Regions from separate parts of the Homo sapiens genome. Here region 1 is linked to region 2. Evidence: chromatin contacts called from ENCODE Hi-C or POLR2A ChIA-PET data. All regions are on one chromosome and are shown on one strand. The core of a region is the stretch at or near the end of the contact, and the rest is flanking DNA. Distances in the headings are between cores, read along the strand shown. Region 1 holds the start of MAPRE3-AS1 (MAPRE3 antisense RNA 1). Region 2 overlaps DPYSL5 (dihydropyrimidinase like 5).

What was found. Hi-C counts contacts between places; a loop is a spot of excess contacts on that map. ChIA-PET counts read pairs that join two places held with the same protein, here RNA polymerase II (POLR2A).
Region 1: a loop to region 2 is called in a map of endothelial cell of hepatic sinusoid, with 2.9 times the contacts of the local background. The contact joins the promoter of MAPRE3-AS1 here to the enhancer-like site in region 2. A Hi-C loop is called at or near these places in 1 of 168 maps with a recorded cell type or tissue (endothelial cell of hepatic sinusoid). POLR2A ChIA-PET finds 5 or more read pairs at or near these places in 3 of 52 experiments (Panc1, WTC11 and activated CD4-positive, alpha-beta T cell).

The regions. Positions count from the first base shown.
Region 1 is chr2:27,012,377-27,018,414 of GRCh38, reverse strand. MAPRE3-AS1 (MAPRE3 antisense RNA 1) reads left to right here and starts at 3,827. Exons shown (of 6, transcript NR_149018.1): 1 at 3,827-3,914. The region is part of intron 1 of MAPRE3 (microtubule associated protein RP/EB family member 3); the gene reads right to left.
Region 2 is chr2:26,859,544-26,865,421 of GRCh38, reverse strand. All of the region lies in intron 1 of DPYSL5 (dihydropyrimidinase like 5), which reads right to left. Among named protein-coding and RNA genes, the nearest start is that of DPYSL5, 14 kb to the right of the region's middle. Within about 2 kb of position 3,378, at least 2 of the 41 ENCODE cell types and tissues checked have a DNase peak (open chromatin) inside an H3K27ac peak, as active enhancers do.

The DNA.
Region 1 (6,038 bases), core at 2,578-5,077, 150 kb before region 2:
GTGGTCAGACTCTGCCAGGTCCCCAGGGAGGGTGCAGAGGACGGCCAGGAGCTGGTGCAGAGGGCACCAGCTATTCCGGGAACTGTCCAGAATGACTCTGCAGGAGTGTTCCACAGGCTCAGAGACTCATTTCCCTATGAGGCCCCTGGGGCAGAGTGATTCTGGGCCAGCTGTGGCTGACAGGCCTCAGAGGGGCTGATCTGGTCTTGGGTGGTTCTGGGGGCAAGGAGTAGTCTTAGGTTGGCCCTGGGAGTTTCCGAGCCACTTTAGGGACTTTGTTCTGCTTAAAGTGTATGAATTTCAAGGGGTGACTACTGAAGAAAAGGAAAGGCAATGGTCTTAGTCCAAATATATCCTCCAGTTTTTGATTGAAATCATTTGAGCCTCAAGGGTCTTCCAGCCTGGGGGCAGCTTTCCTGGTTCCACAGGATTGGACCTGCTAATGGTTCAGGCCTCTTCCATGCATTGCAGAGATTCTTTACTAGGAGAGTCCACTGGCTTCTCCTGCAGAGACTTCAAGAGGCTACAGTGCAGCCCAAGTGTGTGTGTGTATGATATATTATATATACATTATATGTTATATGCACATATTTTACACACACACACACACATAATTTTAAAGAATAGCCCAGATGATTCTGGTGCACAGCCCTGTATGAGAACCACAGCCTTCATTTGATATGCATACTTAGCTGTGATTTACTGGCTTTTGTTGCAATGGCAAAGGCTGGAACATTGGGATGTTCTGCCACTTATCTGGGGGGAAAATACTAGCCAGTCCTTGGCACACAGGGAAAATCTCCAGTTTCCCTGGAGTTTAGAACACAACTAAAGGCCTTGCTTTTAGGGCTCCCAAGAGTCACTAAGAGCCACATAGCGGCTTGAAAAATGCCCAGGTCTTCTCAGCATTGACCCAGTCTTGTCAATGCCTGATGAAGGGAGGGCATTTTCCATACCTTCGGTCTGACTCTAGGGTCCCATGAGTGGCAGCAGTGCCTGTGTGAAGGAAGCTGGAAAAAATGGCTCCTTTCAGGACCCAGCAACGAATCATGCTGTTACCCACTATGGGGCTTCTGGGGAAGCAGGTAGCTAGTAGCAGGAACACAGCTTCAGTCCCTACTCAGGACTCGCTCAGGTCCTCACAACTGGTGCTACACTCTGCCCTAATGGGGGTCCATTTGGCTCAGGAGGACTCATCCAGGGCACCCAGGGGTCTCTGCAGGAATTCTCTGCTGCACCTGCTAGGGCAGCATGAAGTAACAGCCTCCTTGTTTCCTTTGAGCAAACATCACATTGGGGAGGGCAGGATGCCCTTTTAATTTTCCTCTCGTAGCTTTGGCTCTGTAAGTAGAACTAAACATGGCCAGCAGGTGGCACCCAGGTCCTGAGCAAAAACTCCTTTAAATGTATCCCCCATCCCCCAAACCCCCTTTCCAGAGCTCAGTTTAGAGCTCAAATTGGGAGCCTCTAAAAGCTGGGCTGGCTGAGGGGCCTGGAGCATTGGGGCTGTTCTAAGATCCTGGACTGAACTAAGCCAGCCTCCGTATCCCCTAAAACCACAGTTTGAACTCACCAAAGAGGTCCAACTTCTGATTGGCTTTTGCATTGGGGGTTGACTTGGGCCTGGACTCACACCAGACCAGCTGCTGGGGGCAGAGGTGTATAAAGTATTTGCCCAAGCATCAGGGTCTAAGTGGACCAGCTGCCTCCAATTACAGCAAAGACATAACCTGCCAGGCGCGGTGGCTCACGCCTGTAATCCCAGCACTTTGGGAGGCCGAGGTGGGCGGATCATGAGGTCAGGAGATCCAGACCATCTTGGCTAACACGGTGAAACCCCGTCTCTACTAAAAATACAAAAAATTAGCCGGGCACAGTGGCGGGCACTTGTAGTCCCAGCTACTCAGGAGGCTGAGGCAGGAGAATGGCGTGAACCCGGGAGGCGGAGCTTGCAGTGAGCCAAGATAGCGCCACTGCACTCCAGCCTGGGCAAAAGAGCGACACTCCATCTTAAAAAAAAAAAAAAAAAAAAAGACATAACCTGACGAAACTCTTAATAATAACACACTTGTTCCCAAGAGCTCCTTCACCTCCCCGGAGAGAATGGTAGGTAGCCACTCGGAGGGGGCAGGCTCTGTCCCAAGAGATGTAGTAGCAGTGTCTTCCAACCCCATCCACATGTTTCTACCATGATCTTTGGCACATGTGACTGTCAGGAGAAACAGACCCTGATTGGATTGTGGCATGTCATCATCCAGGCGGATCCCCATTCGAGGATCAGACCGACAACGTGGCTTTGGGGAAAGCCTGCTCTGAAGGGCCTCGACTCCTGCTATCAGGAATGGAGCCAAGGGAAAGAAAAGTTGAGGAGGTTTAATCTGGTGATTTTGCTGAGTCATTTCCTATACTAGGACTGTAAGGTTCATGGTGCATTCACAGGCAACTGGGAAAGGCAATTACAGCTCTCATTGCGGGAGGGGAAGCTGCTGGTCATTCTGCAGACTGAGGCCTTAAAAATGGTCATCAAGACCAAATCCCACTAACCCATGGTCAGAAGGGTTTCTAGAGACCATCTGCTTCCTTCCCAGGCGATTAGGACTGCACTTAGATCTAGGCACTTATATTCTTAAATCATAAAGATGGCCAATAAGTCTGCACAACTGAAATTTCACATTCTATTATTTAATGACCTTATCACCAGCCTAAATCTAATTTTGGCTTTTTGTTTTTAAATCTGTCTTCCACAAATATGTCTTAAGGGTAATTTAGGGGCCCTCAGTCTTCTCTAATTCTCTAGAGCTCTTTTTACCCCAAGTTTAGCCCTGTTCTGGCTGGTCCCTGGAAGAACCCCCTGCAGTTTCCAGGCCTCCACCCTCTGCCCAGCGTGGCTATGAAAGACACACCAGGTCTACCAGTCCTGAAGGAGGTGGCCAGCATGCCTCCAGCAAGCTCCAGAAAGGTAGTGCTTAAGAACACTAGATCTCCAGGCACATCAGGTGGGTTCAAATCCTAGTTGTACCATGTCCTAGCTGTCTGACTTGACTTTAGGTCTCAGTGTCCTCATCTATAAAGTGAGGACAGTGACAGCTCCCACCTCACAGAACAGTTATGAGGATTAAGTGAGCCATGTGTACACAGTGCTGAGCACAGAGCCTGACATTCAGTATGTATTTGGCAAGTGCTGTCAGCATCGCGGGGACAGACAGTGAGAATCTAAGGGCATTTGTTCGAGGAGTAGGTGCCTGACACACAGCCAGCCTCTGGTCTCAGACCATGGAAATGCCAGTCCAGAAAGGAGACAGACTACAGAACTTTTCTCTGCTGCTTTGCCTTGAGACAGCCACATGGGCTTCCCAAAGCTGGGCTCTGACCACAATCCCTCCCCAGCTCCAGATTTCCCATATAGCCTGCTTTGTAGACGCCATCCTACCGGCCAAGACAACTGGAACAGATGCTGTGGGATCAGAAGAGAGAGAACTCCACAGAGCCAGCCAACACGTTTCCCGTTCCTGAAGTGGGACTATGCCCATTGTCACTGGGCTACCCCTTCCTGCCCAGGCCCGGGGGCTGAAGTCACCTGTTTGGAAAATCTGCAAAATTGCTACCCCTACCCCTGTGAGTCACACATCCAGGTTATTCTGGGCTTGCATGGAGGCAGTATGTGCAGGTGGGGCTGAGGGGTTCTGAGGGGCTGGGGAGCAAGCCAGCGGGTCACAAAGCCCTGGCAGACCTGGCCAATCACCTTCTTCTTATGGCTGAGCAAGGACCTGATTCATTGAGAGGCTCAGCCTCTCAAAGCTGGATTAATCAATGCAGAGACGGGGCAAGTGGAGTATTTGCAGGGTTGGCCTGGAGCCCAGCATGCGCCCCCTCCCACACATCCAGGACAGGGATCTGGACGGCTGTGGGTTCAGGTAGGGACTGAAACTCCTCCAGGATTTTGTTCTCACAACACTTTTAGGTCACAACTCTAAGACCCTGAGCCCTGCTGAAGTTCCAGCCACTGGGATCCTGGACATGTCCTGCTGAATAATGATCTGAACTCTTACTAAGGCTCTCCCCAGGCTGGTTGGGATAATGGTGCCACATCCCTGTAGCTGCTAGCCAGGGAAGGAGTCCTTGGGGTAGGTTCTGGCTAGGTCACCCTATCTGACCATAACTTCGAGGGTTAACGGAAACCCTGCAGTATAGTAAACAAAATTTCTCATCGCTAAAATCAATCCATTTCAGTAGGGTTCATCTAGGTGGGCAGATAGGCAATATTTTCTTTCTAAACGTTCTTTGCTGGAGATCTTTCAGTTCCTCAAACACCTACTTTTTAGGTCAACAAATGTCCATGGAGTCACCCATCAATCCAAGGCTCCCAGCAGAAGGCAGACAGTGTGACTTGGCTACAGGCTTTGCCATTCGCTGCCTGTGAGACACAAGCAAGTAGGCGAAGATATCCAAGCCTCAGTTCTCATGAAGCATCAGAATGATGGTATGATTGAGCATGGGGCTGTTGGAAGGATAATGAGTACCGCTGGCAGGAGCCAAAGGTTCACCATCACGCTGCTTTGGGGGCTGAGCAACCTTTACTGATAGGCAAGATCACTGACATAGACATATCTGACTCAACATCTTCTTTCCTGCACCCTGACCCAATTCCCACAGACCCTCTGATCAGGGTCCTGAGCAGGGAGAGAGTAGGGACAGCCTTGGGTATCCACTCTCTGCTGCCTCAGGCAGAAAGACAGAGCTGTGCTTTTGAAGCTATGTTGCCCATTTCTTCCCTCAATTAGTACTGGCTCAGGGCTCAGTGCACAATAGCTTCTCAGTACCTATATATTTATTGAATGAATGAATGAATGAATGGGAGAGGTTAAACTAGGGTTTGGGGGGTTCAGATGGCAGGTGGACTCAGAAAGTGTGGTTTTCTGCTTTTATTTCTTGTTTGTTGACCCTGAGGAGGTGCCACTGGCTACATGGAGAAGCAAGGAGAGGAGAATGCTAGCTGCACTCCCTGGCTACACGCAAACAGATGCAGCACGAAGCCTTGGGAACCTTGGCAAGGGATTTAAACAGTCTCCCTCTAATGCATATAACATGGTGCTGCTGGATTTCCCAGAACAGGATTTTAAGATGGTTCCGAGAGTGGAACCTGGTAACTCCTGGGAGCACCTCTCTGCTTGGTCTGCTCTGGGGGTGGGCTGCTGGCCCATCTGTGGCTAGCCTCAGGATAGAGGGAAGGGAGCTGCAGCAGCTGCCATGACGTGTTGGGAAGGGAACTGTCATGTTTGCAGCAGCCCTGGTGGGTCTGATGTTTTTTTAATTATCCTTCAAGTTCCAAAAGCACATCCATGTCTCTGGGGACACATAACAAGCCATGTCACTTTATGTTCCTTTGGAACTATGTCTCTTTGGACTGTCTGGCTTATAGTTGTTGTTCAGGGCCAAGTGATGTGTCACCCTTCTCTGAAATGTCTGCATCCTGTGAATTGTTTAGCCTACTTTCCCCTGACCCCAGGCTCAGGCCCCTCTTCTCTGCTCTCACCATACCTTTCACCCCACATCCAGTCCCCTCCCAAAATCCTCCCAGTTTTACTTCTGTGCCCTTTTGAGAGGGCACAGTCATTTATACTTTAAGCTTTCCACCAGAAAGTCGGATGCTGAAGATGTCCAGGACAAACTTAAGTTTCAGTGTTTGTTGAACTCTCTGTGCCCTCTCCAGTAGACTGCCTTTCCTCATGCCCTCAGACTCTACTCTACCTGCCTGTTCTGCAGGACTAACCCCACGTGGAGACAGTCAGCCCCCACCCCAGTGGGGACATGCACTGGAGAGCTTCCAGAAGGCCTGCAGATAGCTTCTCTCCTGCCCTACCATAGTGCCCGAAATTCCCACCAGAAATGCCACTCTTGTGGATTACAGCATCCAGCTCCAGAAAGCCTTTGAGTTGTTACCTCAATTTTGCTTTTGAGGAAATGAAGGATGAGGATTCCAGTGACTTTTCCAAGTTCAAGATCAACCACTGGCAAGATCAGAGCTGAACCTGGCCAAA
Region 2 (5,878 bases), core at 2,129-4,628:
TTGAACCTGGGAGGCGGAGGTTGCAGTGAGCTGAGATCGCGCCACTGCACTCCAGCCTGGGTGACAGAGCAAGACTTCGTCTTAAAAAAAAAAAAAAAAAAAAAAAAAAGAACACAAAACCCTATCTCCACATCTTAACAAAGAACAGAGGACTCTACAGTTAGGAGGAAAGACCATGCTTTCTGTGCTATTTGTTGGCTATTTGGAGCATGAAGGATGTGAACAAAGGTTTCCAAAGAAAGAAGGAACAAGAGATGTTATTTTAATACAAAATCAGAAGGAGGAAAAAAACACATTGCATTTATGCACACAGTTTTCTTATTTAAATATACAGAAACACTAAATGTATTTTCAAAACTCATCATTGTATTGTCACTGATTTTAATTAGGAAAGAAAAATTGCTGAGGGTGGTCTGGAGGCTCAGGGCAACGAGGGGGTCTGTGAACGGATGTAGATGAAGACAAGGTCTCCTCATTTCTGACCCTCTTGGGCCCCCTTCTTTAGACCAGCAGCCTTGGACTCCCCTCAGCACATAGACCCCAAAGGCGAAGAGTCAGGAAGAGGTGGAAACAGGGGAGTACGGATGTGCTTAGTTGACCCCGGCCACCTTGGGCGTCTGTCCCCCTCTCCCCTGCTGCCCAAGCCTCCCTGCTCTCACAGGCCAGCCAAGTAGGTCCCTCTCCAAGTGCCTGGCCCTTCCTGCAGCTTCACACTCATCCCTCTGCCTAGCGTCTTCTTCCCAAATCCAGTCCAACACTCATCAGTGAAGATCTCTGCTGCATCCTAATGGCCAGGATGGTTCACGTTAGTCATTCTCTGTCACTTTACTGACAGTTGCACAATCTACACCCAGAAAGTGACTGAGACTTCTTCAAGACCAGCACCTCCATCCACCTTTTCCTTTCCGTGGTACTTAGATGGTGCCTGGCTAGTGGCAGATGCTTAGAGAATGTTAATCATCTTCCCCACCTTTCCCATCATCTACTCAAATAATCCTACTTTGGGATCTGCACCTGCTCTGGATGGAAAGCCATCTGGATGCTGTCAGCATTGTTGAGGCATAGCCCCTTTCAGACTGGGGCCCCAGGGGTGTGGCATGAGTAAGGCACTTCTTTCTTCCTGGAGCACTCTTGTGGGGCTAAACATTTAAACTGTGTGTAATTTCTTTTCTTTTATGAGACAGGGTCTGGATTCATTGCCCAGGCTGGAGTGCAGTGGAGCGATCTGGGCCCACTGAAACCTCCGCCTCCAGGCCTCAAGTGATCCTTCCACCTTAGCTTCCCAAGTAGCTGGGACTACAGGCGCGCACCACTACACTTGGCTAATTTTTGTATTTTTTTGAAAGAGATAGGGTTTTGTCATGTTGTCCAGGCTGGTCTCAAACTCCTGGGCTCTAATGATCCACCCACCTTGGCCTCTCAAAGTGCTATGATTACAAGTGTGAGCCACTGCACCCGGTCTAACTATATGTAATTTCTGAAATTCCTTGTATCTATTAAAACGAAAAGGAAATACTGTGAACTAGAGTGCAGACAGTGCATTAATTTTCTTAAGATTAAAAAATGTGGCTTCAACAGTCACAAAAGGCCACATATTGTACGATTCTATGTATATGAAATGTTTAGAATCAGCCAATCCCTAGAGACAATACGTAGATTAGTGGTTGCCAGGGGCTGGAGGGTTGGGGAAGAGATGGTAGTGGAAGAAACAGAGAGTGACTGCTAATGCGTATGGAGTTTCTTTTGGGGTGGCAAAAATGTGGTAAATTTAGACTATGGTGATGACTACACAACTCTGTGAACACACTAGAAACCATTGCATTGCACACTTAGTATGGGTGAACTCTATGGTATGAAAGTTGTATCTCAATACTCAATAAAGCTGTTCAAGCAGGCTTCAAAGATATTTCCAACTTGTACCAGGGTGCTGCAGGCCCAGCCCACAAGCTCCCAGGGGTATGAGCTCCTTTTCCTTTACCATTCTGGGCAAGATTTGAGAAGCAGTGATAGGAAAGGAATGGAAACTCCAGCCTGGTCCACAAGTCAAGAAAATAGGTACATGCCTGGGGGGCAGGTCAAGACTGTCCCACACTCCTGGTCAGCAGCTGAAACTGAGCCAGCTTAAAGGGGGAGGATGCCAATGGCCTGGGGCCCATGTCAGAGCTGTGGCCAAGAGTGCCAGGGCTAGTATGGCTCCACACAGCTGAACATTGGAGGAAGGGGTGGGCCAGGGGCAATGCAAGTGGTTGGCTCAGTGAAAAAGTGAAGGGACATTCTGGTGACATGTGGGAAGGGACTGGGCTCCCCATATGGATTCTGAGGAAGATAATTATGGAGGTGGGTGGTGGGGGAAAGGGAGCCTCTCCTCCCGCTGTGTTGGAGAGAGGCCCTCAGAGTGCATGTGTCAGATGCTACAGGGTCTATTCCAAAAAGGGGATTCCAAGGGGAGGGCACCTCAACAAGTCCCCTCCCCTCCACCTGAACAAAACCCAACAAAAACACCAGGGGCAGGCAGAAACAGCTTCTGGAATAGGCTGTACACATTGAAAATGGCCATGTAATGGGGTGCTGATCACTCCTGCAACTGCTTCTAGTAAATTCCTCTGCACAGCTCCGTCCCAGCCTCCCTTCCCACCAACTTAGTCAATACAGCTGCCCCACTCTGCTGGACCTCCACACAGAGGCTGGATGTGCCTGGCATCCCGGTGACTTCCACCAGCCTTGTCACAGTCAGGCACACAGCGGCTCTCTGCCAACATCCAGGCAGAAGCCAGGGAGCAGGTAGGGATGGGGAGGGGGAAGGAAGAGTGCAGACCCAGAAGAAAAATAATCAACAAACATGCAATGGCTTCCTGGGGCAAAATGAGCCAGGAAAACGTGGACAATAAATGATGAGATTATCATAGCTTGGGGGACCATACCTCCCAGTATGCCTGGCATAGACCCAGTTTATCCCTATAGACCCAAGTAGATCATTAATAGCAAATAATAATCACTCTCCAAAGTGCTCTGCTTTGAAATATAAATTATATGACCACCCAAGTGAGAGCACTTCAGGCAATTATTGTGAGATACATTCACGAAAAGAAAGAGAAATAAATTCAGCTCAACATATTCATTGATAACCAACTTGCTGAGGGGCCTTGCGCCAAGTGCCACAAGAGAGCCCTGTATTAGTTTTCTATGCTGTGTAACAAATGATCACAAATTTAGTGGCTTAAAACAACACAAGCTTATTTCCTCACACTCTGTGGGTCAGGAGCCCTGGGTCCTCTGCTTAGAGCCTCACAAGGCTGCAATCAAGATGCTGGATGAGCTATGTTTTCATCTGGAGACCTGCCTGGGGGAGAACTTATTTCCACACTCAGTCACATTGTTGGCAGAATTCATTTCCACATGGTTGCAGGCTCTCAGCTAGAGGACACCCTCAGCTCCTAGAAGCCACCAATTTCTTGCCAAGTGGGCTTTCCCAAAATAGCCACTTACTTCATCAAGCAAAAAGAGTCTCCAAAAGGAGTTTGCTAGCAAGATAAGGTATTATATAACATAATAAGGGAAAGGACATTCCCATCACCCCTGTTGTATCCTATTAGTTAGAAGCAGGTCACAGGTCCTGCCACATTCAAAGATAGAGGATTACATAAGAGTGTGAACACCAGGAGTTAGAGATCATGGCCGGGGGATGGCATGAATCTGTCTTCACGTCCTTAGAGAGAAAACATGTCCACAAGTAATTGAAACACAAGGCAAAATGAAATGAATGCTCTACATGAGGAAGCCAATTCTATAGGAGCATCCAGAGGCTTCCTAACCCATCATCCGAGACCAAAGAAGGCAAAAATCACCATTCTCTCTGCACCGATACCACTCACTGAAAGCTAAAGTGCCCTGTGGGTTCCTCCTCTGTGAAATGACTAAACGTTCTCTAAAGTTCTTTTAGACCCAATATCCTATGATGACACCTGGCCCAGTGCAGGTATTCATCAAGCACTTGCTGCCTGAAGGAAGGGATGAAGGGATGAGCAGACACACACATCACACACATTGTGAACCTGTGGGAAGGTTCACAATGCCCAGTTAGTGCTTCTCATCTTCTGTGTCCTACAGTTCCAACCAAGTTTTCCTCTGAATAAAAAAGACTCAAAGGGGAAATATTGGAAAAGCTATTTGATAGTCAGCAATAATGGGTCATACCTACTTCCTGATCTCAGAGCCTTTCTTGTTTGAATGGGCAGTCAAAAAAACACAGTCTGTCTGTTCAGTAAGCCTGAAAGCCCAACTCTGTATGCTTGTGTCTTATTTCGGAGGCCTGCATCTGGGGGTCCGTTTGGGAACATAAGCCATCCACATGGGCCCAAGAACTTCACCCTCCTCAAGTCTTGTTGAGTCTCTGACAGGGTGAGCCAGAGCCAGCCACGGGTGACAAATTATTATTACTGTTTAGACAGGTAAAACATAGACATGATAAACATTTAAAGCCATGTAAATTGTGAGTTTTCCCAGCTCCTCCCTGACCCCTCCAGAGACAAGCAACATCATAGGTTTTGTTGTGTTTCCTTCCATGGATGGTCTATGCATATTTAAGTATATATTTCACATTACATAATGTATTACAGAAAGGGTGGCACGCATTAAATATTGTTCTGCATTGTTTTCCTCCCATTCAATGATATATATTAGAGATTGTTCTACATCAGAACAGAAATACCTGCCTTATTCTTTGTAATGGCTGTATGGTATTCCTTTGTAAGGACGTGTCATAGTGCATTCCATTCATTCTCCAATGATAGGTCATGTCTAATTTTTTCCTAGTACAAATAGTGCTGCAATAACAGCCCTTCCTATTTTTCATCAAGCACATGTGCTTGTATATCTTTAGGAAAAATTGCTAGCAGTGGTACTGCTGGGTTAAAAGGAATGTGCAGTTTTAATTTTGATAGATAGTGTCAAACTGCAAATCTGCCAGTTTTCACCAATGAAGAATTGTGACAGCTCAGCAGCAACACAGGGTGTCTGTCACAGGACATCAAAGCAGTCAGGACAGCATCCAGTCTGCATCTTCTCATTTGACAGACACAGGAGGGGAGAGGCGTTGTGCTAAACTTCTCCTTATGTGAGGGAGAAGTTTACATTCTCCAATTGTCATATTGTCCAGCCTGTGTCCATTTGACAATCATGTCCCTTTGATTGTTTTTATATACATTTATATGTCACAAAGCACCTAATTTAGCATCTGGACAATACCATTAGCTCCACTTAGCACTTACCACACTCCCACCAGACTCAGTGCACGTTTTCACTTTAGTCCTCTAGAAGCCTGTGAGGACGATATTAGCATCCCTTTAGTTCACAAGGAAACTGAGGCTTGAGGAGATAAAATGACTTTACCCAAGATCTCTCGTGCCTAGGAAGTAACAGTCAGGATTCCAACCCCATTTCTCTCCCATGCACTAGCTCCTTCCTGGAAATCGCACTGCCCGTTGCAGGCACTCAGGAAATAGGTGCAGGTCTGAGAGGAGGTTCAAGCCCATCTCAAACAACAGCCCAAGGCAAGTTAAGTGCACAGTTATCAGACAGTAAACCTCTCTCTCCCTTGCCAGGCAGCACTAACATTCATTTCCATTTCTGGCTATTTGCACTCTGTTACCAGATACTCAAACTTAGCAATGGGTGCGTCTCATAACCGAATCATCTCTCTGCAACACCAAGACCATTTAATTTCTGTCATAATGGCCAACATCAGGTGCTATCTGCCACTGAGACAGCACAATTTTATAGAATTAATTGATAAAAATCAGCTTCACTTGGAATCTTTTGTCCTCCAAATTATTCCTGTTAATGACTGAGTAGCTCACACAATTTTATTCCTACTTTCACA